Regions from separate parts of the Homo sapiens genome. Here region 2 is linked to region 1. Evidence: chromatin loops called from intact Hi-C (ENCODE). Cell type or tissue: mammary epithelial cell. All regions are shown on one strand.

What was found. A loop is a pair of places that touch in the nucleus more often than their neighbours do. Peaks named below come from ENCODE experiments on the same cell type or tissue, not always from the same donor. Only the 100,000 strongest peaks of a DNase experiment are listed, where the experiment ranks them.
Region 2: a loop joins it to region 1, with 10 times the contacts of the local background. A loop is called at or near these places in 98 of 110 quality-filtered maps.

Annotation. Positions count from the first base shown.
Region 1 is chr11:119,662,092-119,670,091 of GRCh38, forward strand. It overlaps NECTIN1 (nectin cell adhesion molecule 1), which reads right to left. Exons shown (of 6, transcript NM_002855.5): 6 at 1-3,206. The coding sequence ends at 2,656. Among named protein-coding and RNA genes, the nearest start is that of NECTIN1-AS1, 44 kb to the right of the region's middle. RefSeq lists enhancers at 2,505-3,043, 3,044-3,580. In mammary epithelial cell, a CTCF peak has its summit at 4,477 (motif pointing right); a DNase peak (open chromatin) is centred at 4,570; H3K27ac peaks cover 236 bases.
Region 2 is chr11:120,104,690-120,112,689 of GRCh38, forward strand. TRIM29 (tripartite motif containing 29) reads right to left here. Exons shown (of 9, transcript NM_012101.4): 9 at 6,597-7,787. The coding sequence ends at 7,725. Among named protein-coding and RNA genes, the nearest start is that of TRIM29, 29 kb to the right of the region's middle. RefSeq lists an enhancer at 3,758-3,807. In mammary epithelial cell, CTCF peaks have their summits at 3,695 (motif pointing left) and 7,887; no DNase peak of the experiment used is centred here.

The DNA.
Region 1 (8,000 bases):
AGGCAGGATGACAACTGGGGAGGCCTTGGCACAATTCATACCAAGTTTATTTCATTTCCAGCAAAGCAGAAGCTCAGCTCATGCTGTGGGCATGAAGGAGAAGCAAAATGTCCTCATCTCTCTGCTGGGCTAGACCTCCCTTTTGCCAGCTGGCTGTGTCTGTGGGCCCAGCAGTAGTGCCCACCTTCCCACAAACTTGGGGCACAGAAAACCTCACATCCCTAGGTCCAAGTGCTGACTCCTGCCTCATGCCCACCCTCAGCCCAGGCTGGCAGCTGCTCGGTGGGTATGCTGAGGCTGGGCCCCTGGCAAGTCAGGAGCCTCCTACGTGGCCCATGCTACATGGACCCCAAAATTTGTGCTTTGCTTGTGGGGAGGGTGTGGAGGTGTCTTAAGGGGGAACTCAGTGCTTTGGCTGGGCTTGGGGCCTTCAAAGTCCAACACAGAATGGGGAATAGAGGGTGGCAGTGCAGGATAAAGGAGATGCAGGAGGAGACAGGGACAGGAAATGCCTCTATCAGGCAGGCCCCTGGGATTGCCTCCTGCCTGGGGGAAAAGGGGACCAAGCAGAGGGGCCAGAGTGTTGTAAGGTGGGATGGGGCAGTGATGTAATGTGGAAAAGGTCCCCTGTCCTGGGGGACACTAATACTGCTGGGAAAAGCAGCCCAGCTCCTCCACCTCCCTCTGCCCTGTGGCTGGAAAGACTCCACAATTTTCTCCCCTAACTTCACCCTATCCAGTACCCCAAATGTGTAGAGGGGAGAGCCGCACCAGGGCTGGCATGGCTTCAGACTTCTGCTACGTGGCTACTGGGCAGCCTGGGCTGGGGCCAGGGCAGTGAGGGCCAGACAACGACGACCCACCTGCTGGGCCCAGGGTTGCCAGGGCAGAAATGGAGCTGGCAGGGGGTTCAATAGCAGCACCAGGGAGGGGAGGGGAGGGGTTGGGGGGCTCCCTTAGGAAGCCTATGGCAGGGTGGGTCAGTGCCCGTGGGGCACAGAGTGGTCTGCCTCCCTCCTCCCCAACACTTGCCATCCTGCAGAGCCCCTGACACCCTGGGGTGAGTTAACTGGAATCCCAGTGGGCAGGCATGAAGGGCCGCGAAGCCTGCCTCTCCATCCCAGGGTCCTTCCCATGGGCATGCCTGTCTAGAGTGCCAGGGGATCTGGGAGCAGATGGAGGAACTGAGGCACTTTGAGCTGGGGGACTGAGAGGGCTGGGAGGGGTCTTCCTCCATTATATACATGGGAAGACCCAGTCTGGGGTGGCTGATAGGAACTCAATGTCCCATTCAAGAAGGGAATCTGCACTGAAAGGGAGGGCTTCTCCTAGGCCCTCCCCTCATCCCAGAATGAGGACCAGGGGTGGCTGAGCAGGAGGTGGCCTAGCGGCCCCACCCCCCTCACTTTCTGCCAGGCCCGAGGCTTTGACAATGGCCTTTGTGTGTGAGGCATTGTATGGACTCCTCAGTCCCTCGGACTGTGTTTGCAGAGCTTCTGCCATGTGGGCTTCCTTCCCCACTACCCTCCGTGTGGATGCTTCTTTACCTCTGACTCCTGCAGGTGGATCCCCCTGGGATCCCAGCCCTGACTAGCCAAAAGAACCAAGTGTTGCTAGATAAGGGAGAAATCAGAGAAACCTCCACGCTGTAAGAAGCAGTTTGGGGCAGGCCTGAGATCCTAGGGTGGAGGCACCGGGGACCCAGTCTCAGCTGTCTCTGGAAGCTTCTATAGGCAGACCCCATTCTCAGCTTAAAGGGGGAATGAGGTGGAAATAGACGGGTGGGCCTTGGGCAGTGTCTGGATGGGGCAGGGCATGGGACTCCAGGGGAAAGCAGGCAGAGAGGAGCAGTGTGTGCATGTGTGTGTGTGTGCACGTGTCAGCAGAGGCAGAGAGCAAGTGTGGGCTGGAGCCCACCTGGAGCCCCTAATGGAGGGGGCACATTGGGGATAAAGAGGGGACGCGTCAGAGCTAGGCCAACTCCACTCTCTGTGGGCCAATGAGGAAAAAAAATGTAAAACCACCCTCAGCAGGAAAACACTGCCCAAGGCCCCGCTTAACAAACAAGACTCCCTGGGAACTGGGGAGAAGCCGCACCCCTCCCCCTACCTCTTGGGCGCACCAGCTGTCTAGACCCAAGGTCCAAACTCCCAGCTGCATCAGATTTCACTGGTGGGTGTTGGGTTCCCTCTAGCCGGGAGGAGGAGCAGCATCTGGGGGTGTGGGGAGCTTTTCCCTCTTAGAGCCCCTTGAGCCCTCCACCCCCAGTGAAGAAACACAAACAAATTCCAGTGTAGGGGGGCGGGGGAGGCTGGCTCCCCAAACCCTGGAGGGATGCCCAGGTACACAAGACGAGAACAGGGCTCCCTACACAGAGGGCAGGCAGGTGGGGCCCGTAAAGGGAAGATACAGTAACACTAAAGCCACAGTCGAACACAACACCATGGGGAAGGGCGGAGGAGAGGGAGGAAATAAAACACAAAGCCAAGTCGTGGCTGCCCTGGGCTCCCCTGGCCCCCCAGGAGTTCGGGGCTGGCTTTGGGCAGCTGGGCAAGTCTCTGTTCAGCTCCTGGAGTGGGAGGTGGGGGGTGGGCAGGGGGCGTGCGGGGAGGGGCTGGGGAGGAGCGGTCACAGACAGAGGCTCTGGAAGGGGGGCTACACGTACCACTCCTTCTTGGAAATGAAAGACCCGTCGTTCTGAGAAACCATGTTCTCAGCCAAGTCCAGCTGCTCAGGGTCGTACTGGTAGCCCAGAGTCCGGTCCCCGTAGCCGTCCTGACGGGCCTCGGCCTCATCCACGGTGAAGTAGGGCCGCTTGGCGTCCTCGTCATATTTGGGGTGGGGGCCGCCCACCTTGCGCTCGCCCCCTCCACCGCCCTCCTCCTCCTCCTCCTCCTCCTCATAGCTGCTTCCACCCAGTGGGCCGGCCTTCTTCTCGTCGTCTGAGTCGTCGGGGTACTGCAGGTTCTGTGCCATTGGTGGGTGGTGCTGGGGGATGCCTGCCTTGCTGTAGCCGTTGCCATACACGTGCTTCTTGGTGCTGTAGTCACCCTTGAAGGTGTGCCGGCGCCGACGCAGGGCGACCACGATCCCGCCGACCACAATCAACACCAGCAGGATGCTCCCCGCCACGCCCCCAATGATGGCCGTGGGCACCGGCCCGGCGCGCCGCCCATGTTCGGGAGGAGACGGGGTGTAGGGGAATTCTGGGTGAGGAAAAGAGATGGAGGGGACAGCATCAGCGTGTGCTCCTGGGGTGTAGAGGGGGTGGGAGGGAGGCAGGGAAAGGAGAGGCCAGGAAGGACAGGCTGTCTGCACCCCAGGTTTGAGCAGCTCCAGTTCGAGGCCCCGCAGCACTCCACCCATCCTGGAGCCCTAACATGCCGCAGCGTTGGTAGCTGGAGTGAGAGACAGGCAAGAGGAGAGGCAGAGGGCAGTACCCACAGCACCAGGGTCTTCCATCCCCACTGTCCTTGGTGTGGTGCTGGCCCAGCTCAATCCCTATTCATGGTGCAGTGAGACACGTGTGCCAGTTCCAGCTGCAGCACACTGCCCACTCCATGCCATTCACAGCCACAACCCTGAGGAGGTATGCCATTCATTCTCATTGGATATCTGAGGAGCTGAGGCTTGCAGAGGTTAAAGAACTTGCCTGAGGCCACCCAGCAATGATGCATCGTTGCTTCTCCTGCACATAGAACGTGTGCAAATGTCACTGATACCCCTCTGCCAGACACCTGGCAGTCACTCTGCCCCAACACTATCAACTTGGCTTCCAAGACCCAGAACCAGGAGCCACCTAGGTGTTCTGCACCTGATTTTGTCTGCCTGCAGGGCACAGGGAAAACAGGTTCCCAGGCACTGGCTCAGGAGATGCCCCGTGAGTGCCAATCAGCTGCCAAGGTGCCAGAAACTAGGGCTGTGGTTCTTGGCTGTGGTCTGGGCCTGCAGGGCAAGGTGGGGGCCTGGCAGTGCTGCCAGCCTGGGTTATAAGTGTAAGACACCAGCATGGCAGGGCACAAGCACAGGGCAAGGACGGCAGAAATGGGGGTGAAAGCATGTGCGTGTGTGCGTGCGTGGCAATGTCGAGTACACACAAGTGGGCACATGCACAGGCATACACGCTTGCCGTCATAGCAAGCCTGCCACCCAGAGAGCACATGCTGGGAGGGCCTGCATGCCTGTGCCGACATGATGAACATGAGTGTGCAAATCTGTATGCCCCGTGGACACAGCCAAAATGAGGAGGCAGGAAAGGTGAAAAGAAGAGAAAGGAAGCAGGTGGGACAGGAGAGAAGGCTGGGTGGGTGGCTTTCTGTGCCAGTGGGGCCGGGCCACAGTACTGTTCTTTGGCCAACACTGCCCCTTCCCTTGCCTTACAGGGCCTGGGAAGGTGGCTGAAACCAGGGCCATGCCACGGGCCAAAGAGGCCCTAAGGTGAGGCTAAGGGAAATGGTTCCTGGCACCACCACAGGGTGGCACCAGAGACCACAGCTGGCCTCGGTCAGAGCCACTAGGCTGCGGGTCTAGGGCAAGCCCAGAAGGCTGACCTCAGCCGCTCAGGCCCTCCTTGCTCCAGGCCCACGTAAAGGGCCAGTTTGCCCGTATACTGTTTGCCTGTATACTGCTGCCAGCTCACTCTCTGATTCAGTATCTCTCACTCCATGGGAATCATGCTCCTCCCTGAGCCCACTCCCTCCTCCTGGGGCGTGTGTGGGGTGCTATCCCACTCGGCAGGCTGCAGCAGGGTGGAGATTCTAGGAAAGAGGAAAGGCCTTCCAGGAATTTGGGCGGGAAGGGCTGACGAAAACACAGGGCCCAAGGAAGGGGAGGCCACTCACTCATCCAAGGTCACGCGGCTGAGCCAGGACCCCCCAGGGGCTCCTATACACGTGGGCACTGGCAGAGGAGCACTGCCATGGAGGACCCCGCTCCCCACCTGCCACCACCATCCTCGGTGCAGGTCAGCCAGCAGCTGCCCAGTACATATCCATGGGATCTTTGTCCTGACCGCCTGTCTCCGCAGCAGCCTCCCTGGAACCTCAAGCATCTCCCGGCTCACCAGGTCCCATCTGTTTACCGCCCTCAAAAGGGCCCCGCAACTGCTCCCCACGAGATGGGAGCAGCCTCCACCAGGGGTTCCCCAGAGGCAGCTGGGAAGAACCTAGCCTCCTCTGTACTCAGCCTGCCTGCCCCCCTCCTCGGTTCTCACCCAGATCTGAATGATCTCTCCTGTCTACACCTGCCTTCCTCTCTTCATCCATCCCTCCCATCAGCAAACATACTGAGCATCTATCCTGCTAGTCACGGGATATGAGAAACTCACAGCCTCCCCAGGGAAGCAAAGGACACTCAGAGACAGCACATGCAGATGTTAAGGGAACAGGCAGGGAAGTGCAGGGTGCAGGGGAACGGGGTGGTGTGTCTTGGCATTAGAGAAGGCTTCTTGGAGGAGGCCGGACTTGGAGAGGCCAGGAGGATAAGGAAGCATCCAGATGGAGGGAGCTGCCATTTTTCTGAAACATGTCCCTTGCCTTCCCATACAAGATTCCGTGGTTCTCGGCTTTCCTCTCTGAGTGCTATCTCCAGCTGTGTTGCTCCTTTTCTCTGTTCCAGCTGTCTCGCTGGACGCTTTGTCCTGGGACCCTCAGCCTTGACCCTCTGCTTTCTTTCCTAGTGACAGACTAGTATCAACTTCTGGAGTCACCCTTATCCTGCTGGCTGTCCAAATTATTTAGGGTACATAGTTCTCGCCCAACTCTGGGACTGTATCTCCACAGCATCTCCCAAACTGTGGCCCATGGAATCTCAAACCATTGGCTCAAAGGGTCAGCAAAAATAGGGGGGTCGAGATGTTGGCTTAGACAAAAGCATCAGAGCCTGTTACCTTCTCGTGCACACTGTGAACTACTAGAGGGACACGTCAAATGCCATGTTTCCCAACATACTGGAACATGAACCCCATACCTCCTGCCTCCAAGACAGTCTCACATAACTGATATCTAGGTGGACACATTAGAAAAACTGACCTCTAGCACACCCTCATTTGGAATTCTCACCACCACTTCAAAACCCATCTGTACCAACCTGGTTTGCCATCTTCCTTCTAAACCCTCTCCATTCGATACAACTTCCTGTCGCCACTGTCACCACCATGGAACTTATGCCAGGTTTTACTGCTGTGGTCGATTCCTAAATCTCCCACTTTCCTTTTGCCTCTGCCTGCCTTGAATCACCCCACCCGCAGTCACCAGGTTAATCTTCACTCTGTAGACACAACCACTCGCTTTCTCAAAGACCAGCAATGGCTCCCCAACTGCCTGTTGGGCTGTGCAGTCTGGCCTTCAAAGCTTCCATCATGCAACCGTATCTTGGGTTTGGTCAACTCACCTTCCTTGCTGTCCTTGTTATCCAAGTTGATTCCTTACTGCAAGCCTTTACACATGCAGTTTGCCCCGCCAGGAGTGCCTTTCCTCATCCTCCCTCCCCACCGATTGCACTTCTCCAGCCCCTTCTTCAGGAGCCTTCTCTTCTCCAGTTTACCGTGATCTTTTTCTCTTTCGAATTTTTATGTACTAATGGTCTGCACCTCTCATTCTGGTTGTGACAATTGCTAAGGTCATTCCATTAATCACATACTGACATAGCATGGTAAAGCCTGTATAAATTGCAAATAAATGCAAATTAGAAGTTACCATGGCTGGCTCTGGTCCTTCTGCCAGTTTTCAAATGGCTAAAGTTCTTCTCTTCTGCAGGAATGAGGACAGGGTTTGAGGAAGTGGCAGCCTCATGATCATTTGGGATTGACTCATTTCAGTGTGTTGCAGTAGTCTATAAGCTCACTATTGTTACATTTGTGCTTTCTTCAACAGCAGAGACCCAATAAAAAATAAAGCTCTCCTACATCTTCCTCAACTAGGTTGAATTTTCTGGACCTCTCAAGCCACATCATTGCAGTATGGTAGAGTGTACGGTCTTATCTGTTTCACAGGAATGACTGGTGTCCCAACTAGTTTGTAAGTTATAATTGAAAATGCAGGCTGGGCACAGTGGCTCATGCCTGTAATCCCAGCACTTTGGGAGGCCGAGGCGGACGGATCACCTAAGGTCAGGAGTTCAAGACCAGCCTGACCAACATGGTGAAACCTCGTCTCTACTAAAAATACAAAAATTAGCCAGGTGTAGTGATGGGTGCCTGTAATCCCAGCTACTTGGGAGGCTGAGGCAGGAGAATTGCTTGAGCTGGGAGGTGGAGGTTGCAGTGAGCCAAGTTTGTGCCATTGCACTCCAGCCTGGGCAACAGTGCAAGACTCCGTCTCAAAAAAAAAAAAAAAATGCACCTTGAACCTGATCTCTTCTCACCGTCTCCATCACTACCACCCTGATCCAAGATACTCTCATCTTTCATCTGGATTATTGATTGCAATAGCTGCCTAACTGCTCCCCTGATTCCATCCTTTCCCTCTGTGGACTGTTTTCCACACAGCAGCCAGACAAATCCTGTTGAAGTGTAACATATCTGCTCAGAGCCCTCCAATGACTCTCCCTAGAGCCTTAACGTGCTCTGCTTGCCCTACGCCCCGCCCCACCTCTGAAGTCATCTGTTCCCGCTTTCCTGCAGGCTTGCCCCACTCCTGGCACACACTGCACGGGCTGCCCTGCCCCCTGAAAGCCACTTCCCCAGGGCCCCCAGGTTCACTCCTTTACTCTCTTTGGGACACAGCTCAAATAGCCCCTTCTCATCAAGACCTTCCCCAACTACCCTATTTAAAACTGCAGCTCATAAGCCCACTCCACCTGTGTGGTCCCTAGCACTTGGGATCCCCTTACTCTCTTTTTTTCCTCCTCAATATCACCTTCAAAATTACTACTTTTTTTTTTTTTTTGAGACGGAGTCTTGCTCTGTCGCCCAGGCTGGAGTGCAGTGGCTCAATCTTGGCTCATGCAACCTCCGCCTCCCGGGTTCAAGCGATTCTCCTGCCTCAGCCTCTTGAGTAGCT
Region 2 (8,000 bases), 440 kb after region 1:
TAGAAACCCACACTTCAATCTCATCCAAACCTTCCCTCCCTTCTCCACCCAGTCAACTCTTATGCTACCTTCGAAACAGCTCAAGAATCTCTTCCTCCAGGAAGCCCTTTCTAACTACCCACTTGGATTCCTCTGTGAGCCCAGAGGACTCCAGGCTTCCTCTGGCATTGAACTCACCAATGATGATTATAATCACGGACATACCTCTCTTCCTCTCCCCTCACTCTTTTGAAAGGTGTGAGCATGGCCTGCTCTCTCACACCCTTGCTCCCAGGCACAGAGGGGCACCCACTAAACATGTGCTGCACAGATGGGGTTTCCATCGTGTTTGTATTTATTTTCCAACAGTTGATGCATTTTGAACATGTGATACATTCACAGCCTTCAAGACTCAAGAGGTACAAAGGGGTCCACGGGGAAAGTCTCCCTCCCGCCCTACCTTGCAGCTCTCCAGCTCCTCCCTAGGAGTAGCCAGTTCCTTGTACACCCATCCAGGAGGCTTTATCCTCATGCAAGCAAATGTGGATGTGCGTTTCTTCCTTTCTCAAGAAAATAGCGGCTACGTCACACATTATTCCCACGTCACTATCTTCACTCCACAACCTGTCTTAAAGACTTCTTTTTCACTACATGGAGGAGGACTTTGTGTTCCCAGGCGTCCTGGAGCCAGACCCTGCTACTTCAGGAGCGGGAGGCTGTGGGGCAGGGGGCTGGAAGGATGGGCTCCCAAGTCCTGCTTTTCCATCAGGGTGTGCAGTGTTGACTGGCATCTTAAGATGCCTCTGTGGCATACCTGGACCAGCAGGCTAGGAGCGGCCAAAATAAGCAGCCTCGGAAGTGTGGACACAGGGCCTGGGAGCCTTGGCCCGAGCCCACAGGACAACTGTAAGCCCCATCAGACTTCCTGGGGGGCAGGATAACGTTTCTGGCAGGCTCAGCTCGAAGGCTCGGGCTCAGTGGAGGAAGCTAGAGAAGCTTATTAGTTTAAGCAGGATAAAATGTGTAAATTAATTACCCCGGCCACCCATGCATGTAGCGGCTGGTCTGCCACTGGGAGGAGAAGAATTAGCCTCCACTCCTCCTGCAGTCTGGCTTTCCTGCCAGATGCAGCCCAGAGGACCCATGACTGCATGGCCACCAGGGAAGGAGGGACCCAGACACCAGAGCCAGGTGGCCTCGAGGAGCTAAGCAGGCCCTCCCTGAAATGCCAGGGATTAGATTCTGCCATCACCACCAGCAACAAAAGCAGCAGTCAGGGAAGAAGTGCCTGAGGCAGGGAAAGGACCCTGTGTCCTGCTCTCCACCATGCATCAGGCACCTATTTATCAAGTGATGATGCACCAGGCACTGTGAAACACTTACTTGCCTCCTTTCATTTGATCCTCTTACAAACCCATACGGTCACTATGATTAGCCCTATTTGGCAGATGAGAAAACTGAGGGTAAGGAAGCGTAAGTAGCTTCTTCTATTGACCCAGCCAAGTCAGGTCAGGTACAGAGTGGCACATTGCCTCTCTCAGAGAGGCACAGACAGAGGATGATCTCTGGGACTGTATCATCCCCCAAGAGTGTTCCCTGCTTCCACACCCACCTCATGGCAGTTCCGCCCCCCTCAGCCCATGGCAGCTGTGCTGCAGTCTCCCTCTCTGGCATTAGTGCTCCTGCAACAGGGACCTACTCTCCAACTCCCCTCCTCCACTCACTGGCCCTTAGCTCTCAACTGTTTCCTAAACCCTGCATCCTCTGCACATCCTGCTTGTGTCTTTGCTTGCTCCTGCACCTGCAATGCCACCAGCGTCTCCACCTGCCACAGTCGGTCCCATCAATGATGTCTCAAGCCACCAGTATAGCGCACCTGGGCCTCCACTCTTGCTTCACCTCGGTTCATTCCTGAGTCCTCTTCTTAGAGCACTGATCTGATTACTCACCCTCCCATGGAGGTGGTCACTGTGTTTACGGTAAAGCTCAGCCCCTATGTAGCCCGGCATGATCCTGCCCTGCCTTTCTCACACATGCAGAACTCACTCAGGTCCCCCCAGATCTTCTCAACTCACTCTCAGCACAGCTGTCCCCTCCTCAGGGGACATGCCTCCTCATCACCGTTTTGGGCCCTGCACGCTCTGATCACCTTCTGGATCAGCTCACAGGCCCAGTCTTGTGAATTCATGCAGAGAGGCAGCTTGTGTCTCCTATATCTTGTGCTTAGATCTTGGTCCAACACAAAAATCTGAATGAATGCAGGCCTCCCCCGAGCCACGCCTCCATTCCTGCTCCTCATCAGGTATCTGTGCACCTCTCTCCCCCCTAGGCCTGTACAATGCCCCCAGTCTTGGGCTCAGGTCACCTAGTGCAGTCCCCACTCCAGGCAGGTCCACACCTGAACCATCAAAGACCCACACCTCACCCTCAAAGAATATGCCGCCTCCTTCTCAGACAAGCTCTCAGGGCTCCACCTTCCACAGCCAGATCTGAATCCTGCAAGTTACCAATCCGTAACAGGGTTTGCAGCCCCTCAATTCAGCCAGTTCAGGATCTTAACATGATAATGGGACCAACCTCAGAAAAATGCAGAATTTGCTAACCAGAGCCAACCTCAAGGCCAACGAGGAAACACGTTATATGTCCACTTGGGATGAATGTATTGATAACGATAAGCCCGGCCAAAGACCTCTCCTCCCTCCCTCACCTGGCTCCCTGTCCTTCCTGGGGAGCTTCAGGGATCCCAGGCACCATCCTCATCCGCTGGGTTGAGGTCACCCATCCACTGCCACATCTTGCAAGAGAGTCTGTTGGTTCCCAAGTTTCCTCACCCCCTCCCCACTCCTTTGCCTCTTCTTAGCCTCTGCCTTGGCAAGGTGATGAATTAGGAGCCAGGAGTTGGCACATTCACCAAGCAATTAGTGTTTATCTTCCTTGTTTCTGTGGCTGAACAACAGATCATTTTCAACCTTAATAGTCAATACTCAGAAAGATAAAACTGTCTGGGTCACTCTTGGGAGGTGATTTGAGGGTTTGGTGGGAAAGGGAGGTGGGATATGAGATGGCCCTGCCTCAGCCATCCAGCCCCCGCCCCTCTGGACAGGCATTCCTGGGGTCCCACCTGTTACCCTTCTGACCTCTCTCCATGGTCCATCAGGAGGCAGGGACAAAGGTCCCCATGTCGTAGCCGGGACACGGAAGGGGGACAAGAGTCAAGCAGCTTGGCAGTTCGCAGCCCCTCAGTGTCCCCTCCCCCTTGGACTTTGAGGACTCTGGCTTTCTGTCTCACTCTTCACCAAGAGCTGCCTTGGGTAGAGCCCTGTCCGACTCATGCAAGCCCTCTTTGGGGGCTGCAAAACTGAGCCTTCTGTGCCCACCCAGCCCCCTCCTCAGGCCAGCTACCTGCAGAGGGAACCCAAAGGTGGCACCCACATAAGGGAAGCCTGCCCCTTCTGCAGAATTCCATGCCAGGTTAGGCAAGGTCTGGTGGGGTGAGCAGTAAGCCCCTATCTGCTGCTCAGACCAGGGGACTGCTGTCCTGGGGTCATATATTCTACAGGCTAGGACAGAAGGGCCTACTCAGCTAATACAGAAGTGGGGGAAGGAGGAGAGAGAGAGAGGCTCACCTTGTAGAAGGGCCCTGGGACCCAGTCCTGACGGCCCGGGCTGGGGCAGGAGTTTGGCGCCCACTCACTGCAGTGAAATGCTGTCACCTGCTGGCCGTGCCTCAGAACTGCAGGAGCCCTGGTGCGGGTCCTAGGGCTGGGCCCAGCAGCTTCCACCCTGTGACTCTCCACCAAGTGCAGAAGGCCAAAAAGAGGGGAAATCAAGCTTCATCCCAGGTTGAAATGTCGTCATTGTCTTTGTTGTTAATTCCACAATAATAATAGTATAATCTCTCAACTGTTGGGCCCTTGCTAAACCAGGTTCTTTGCAGTTTTTTGTTGCTCACAGCAGTCCTTTAAGATGTTATCCCCACTGAAGCTCAGACAGAGTGGGCAGCTTGGCCCTGGTCTTACAGCTGATGGGCAGTGCAGCCAGGATTCTGGCCCTGACAGTGTGGCTCCAGCTCCACACAGTGCCCTCAGAAGCCTATGCCTCAGCTCTCCACACAATGAAATGTACCAGGCACCCATTATTGGATGCCTTCCAGCTCCCCTTTTGATTTTTTCACCTTCCTCTCCCACTTCCTCTTCCCAGTTAACTGCTTCTTAGCCTCCAAGGCCCGCCCACGTGCCAGGCACTGTTCTAGGACAACATGATGGAATAACCCCTGCTATCACGGAGTCCACATTCCAGCAGGTCCTGAGGCCCAGAGCAGAGCTCAGAAGCTCCTGCGTCTCCAGCCTTCCCCCGTCCTGGACAGAGAAGGCTTCTCAGATGGGGACCCATGCCCCTGACAGGGTCTAAAGGAAAGGAGAGGCACGGGGCTGGGTACAGGGAGCCTTGGAGATTTGGGAGTCCAACCTGCCTGCCTATCAGCCCAGGTCTGATGGTGGATTCCCAACCTGACACCAAGCTCAATGTTCCTGTCCCTTCCAACCCTCCTTTTGCTGTGGTCTCCACCTCACAGGCTGTTGGAGCTGGGAAAGAACCCCAGAAATGATCCAATGAATACACCTCATTTTGTAGATGGAGAAGGTCAGACCCAGAAAGGGCAAGCAATTAGCCCAGATCACACAGCCAAGCAACAGAGCCTGGATGAGACTCAGGGCTCCCAACTACCCTGCCAGAGCTCCCTGCTGAGCCCCTCTGCTGCCTCCCTCCTCGCTGGTCTGCCAGGGGGCTACCCACACCTCTGAGAATCACCCAACGCCCAGAGCTGGGAGAGGGCAGGAGACAAGGGAGCATGGGCCAGGACTGTCTGGGTCTGAGAGGAACAGAAGTGGATATAGAGCCTTGCCCCCCTCCTTCCTCCCTAATAGGAGGATTAAACCTCCTATTCTCACTCATGCTGGGGACAGAGGCATTCTCAAGAACTGGGAAGAAAGGATTTCCCTGATTGCTTTATAATCACAGCTCAGACGATAATGGACCTGGTGGGGATTGATGGGGAGAGTGTGATGCTCAGCGACGTCCCCGCCCAGTTCCCAGCACAGCCCTGGGCCTCCTGACACAGCGGTCTTCCCAACATCCCACCAGCCAGCCTCTGTGCAGCAGGTGCAGCCCCTGGTGCAGCCCAGGCATGGGACAGGCAAGGGCCTGGCTGCCCCCACAGGGGAATTTAGCCAGACCTGGTGTCCCATCCAGTTCCCCTTCTCTGGAGCTGGTAGGCTTAGGGCAGGGCCTGGAGAACTGGGAGCCTCTCGTGGCCAGGGTCTTTCTGAGAGTCCGGGCATCTCTGGAGCCCAGGAATGGGTCCTTATCACCATCACAACCCCAGGGTCCTCAAGAAGGGCCAGGAGGCTGCAGGGCACGGTGCCCACAGAGGTGGACCTGCTGGGGCACCACGTAGGGAACCAGCACCCAGGGCAGGGGGCTGTAGGGAGCAGCAACTAACCCCAGGGACACTCTGCAGTCCCAGCTCCCAAGGGAGAACACCACCCAGGTGGCCAAAGCATGTGGGTCCAACTTGTGGTCTCTCTTCTTGACAGTGCTGGAAGGTCCTCCATGGACACACTTGGCCCCTTCTCCTTCCTTTCCTTTCTCACCCTTACCCTCCTGTCTCCCCCTTCTCTCTCTTCTCTGCCATTTCTCCCTCACTTTCTCAATCCCAAGAGCCCCTTCGTGGCAAGCCTGGCTGCTTGGCTCCTAAAGCTCCCTGGCCCAGCAGCGTGGAGAGGAGGAAGGAAGAGTGTTGTCCCTCCACGATGGACCAGCAGCCAGCTTGCTTAGGGACTTTTACTAGGACAGAGGGACTGCTCCCCTGATGTCATCAGGCCCCTGGTGGGGAGCAGAGTGAGGAAGAACAGTGAGAACAGAGGGGCCCGGGTGTCCCTGCCACACCAGGAAAAAGAATGTGGTTGTTTGACACCCTCTTCCCTCTCTACCATCATGCCTCCTCCTGGCTTGCTCACCTCTTCCAGGAAGACTTCCCTGACTCTCCTTCCAGGCTTCTCTGAGTTTCCAGGGACTGGAAGGCCTTTTCCCTTTCCTCCGTCCCCCAAGCCCAGGATGATGCTGTCTTCAGGAGCCTGACCCTCCTGCCAGCCTCAAAGGGGAGCTCTCCTTCCCAGAAGGCCCTCTGTGCACTGAGAAGGCCCTCAGGTCTGAAGCCTCCAGTGGACTTCCACTCCAGCCTGCGTCTGAGCACCAGAGTGCTTGGCTCCCAGCCACTTCTGGGCCCTTCTCCCCCTGGGAACTCTAGGGTGGGCCGGCCAGAAGGTCTGAGCATGGCAGAAGGTATTGAGCATATCCCCAGGCCCACACCCCACTGTCATTCTCCCTGTGTTCATTGTTAGCCAAGGCGTGCCTCCCTGAGGCCCAGGTTCCTGCACTGCACCCCCTGTGTCCCAGACAGGGTGAGGGAGGTCAAGGGAGTTTCAAAGGAGCCACGTTTCTGAGAGGAGAGCAGGAAGATGACCGTGCCTTCATCAGAGGGAAAAAGTGCATTCAGAAGAACTGCAGCCTGTTCCTCTGGGGACCCTCAGGGAAATGGTCATTCAATACAAGAGAAGTGACAGACCAATGGTTTATTCCAAAGGGGAAAGCCCAAGCTGGATGTCTCCCTCCCCAACCCCTGCAAGCTGGCCCATCCTTCCAGAGCCCCCATAGGCCTGGGGCTGTTGAGACGGGAGATGTCCCCACTGTGCTGCTCCTGGTTTTGTCTCCTCTCCAATCCTTGAGCACCCTGATATGCAACATGGGGGGTAATCAGAAGGAGGAGGCAGCCTCTGATGGGGCAACGGCTGAGGGTGGGGGCAGTGTGTAAGGCACCTTTTGCGGTCAGCCCAGCCACACTCCATCGCCAGAGAGAATGCCAAAGTGTAGACTGAATGAAATTCTGTAGGCAAATGGTAAATGGTAGCTGGGCCAGTAGCTATTTGCATGGGTGGATTATATCATGTTAAGGGAATTCTTTATCTCAGCAGAGGGAACAGAGGAATATCTTGGCTAAGGTCATCCTGCCAGTCAGGAGAAGCCACCCTCCAGGGACCACAGACTCAAAGTGGCTGTGGTGGAGACCCACCGCCTGGGTAGGGTGATGTCAAGACACTGAGAGGTTTCCATCTGCAGTGGCCAAGGGCTGCAGGTTCTGCCATGCTGGGCATTGATAGGTAGGACGAGAGAGAGCACGTAGGGCCAGTCCTCTGGGAAGCAGGAGGTGGGCCATGTGAATGGGAGATGGGTGGCTGTGCTGTCCAGGCATCTGCTGACAACATTGGGGGATAGGGCCTTGGAGAGAAACGTCTATAGGCCTGGAGACAGCAGGGCGTGGGCGGGAGAGGCAGGCTGATACCATGCGGGTACTCACTGCTAGCCCCCAGATCCAGCCCGAGAGGAGGAGGCTGGCGGGTTAGGGCAGGCCCCAACCTATCTCACCCCTGTGATGGGTTGGCCTCTGAGCACAGGAATGATGGTGACCATCTGAGGTCACAAGGCAGGAAAGGAGTCTGAATGGAGTGTGGCCAGTGGGGAAGTCGGAGAGGCCGGAACTGCCCCCAAGAGGCTGGCAGAGGGCTGCAGAGGGCAGGTGCAGGACCAGGCTCCCTCCCACCCAGACAAGCACAGTAGCTTAGAAGGCAAGAGCAGCAGGGTCAGGAGGAAGAGCAGGGGTGTGGCGCCTCGTTCCTTCCGCCAGGAGCTCATGGGGCTTCGTTGGACCCAATCCCGTTGCCTTTGTTGACGTAGAATGGCCGGTAGTGAGACTGTGGGGGAAACAAGAGTGGTCAGCGAGGCCAGACGACAGATGAGCCTGCTAGCTAGACCCACCCTACCCTAACCTGCCTCAGGAGGCAGCAGTGATCCAAGACCCGACAATTCTAGGGGCCTTTTTGGCCTGATCTGCAAGATTTACCTACCCTGTGATCAGGGGCTGGTCCCTAATGTCAGGATCTCCAGATTGGAATCCTAATTGGAGT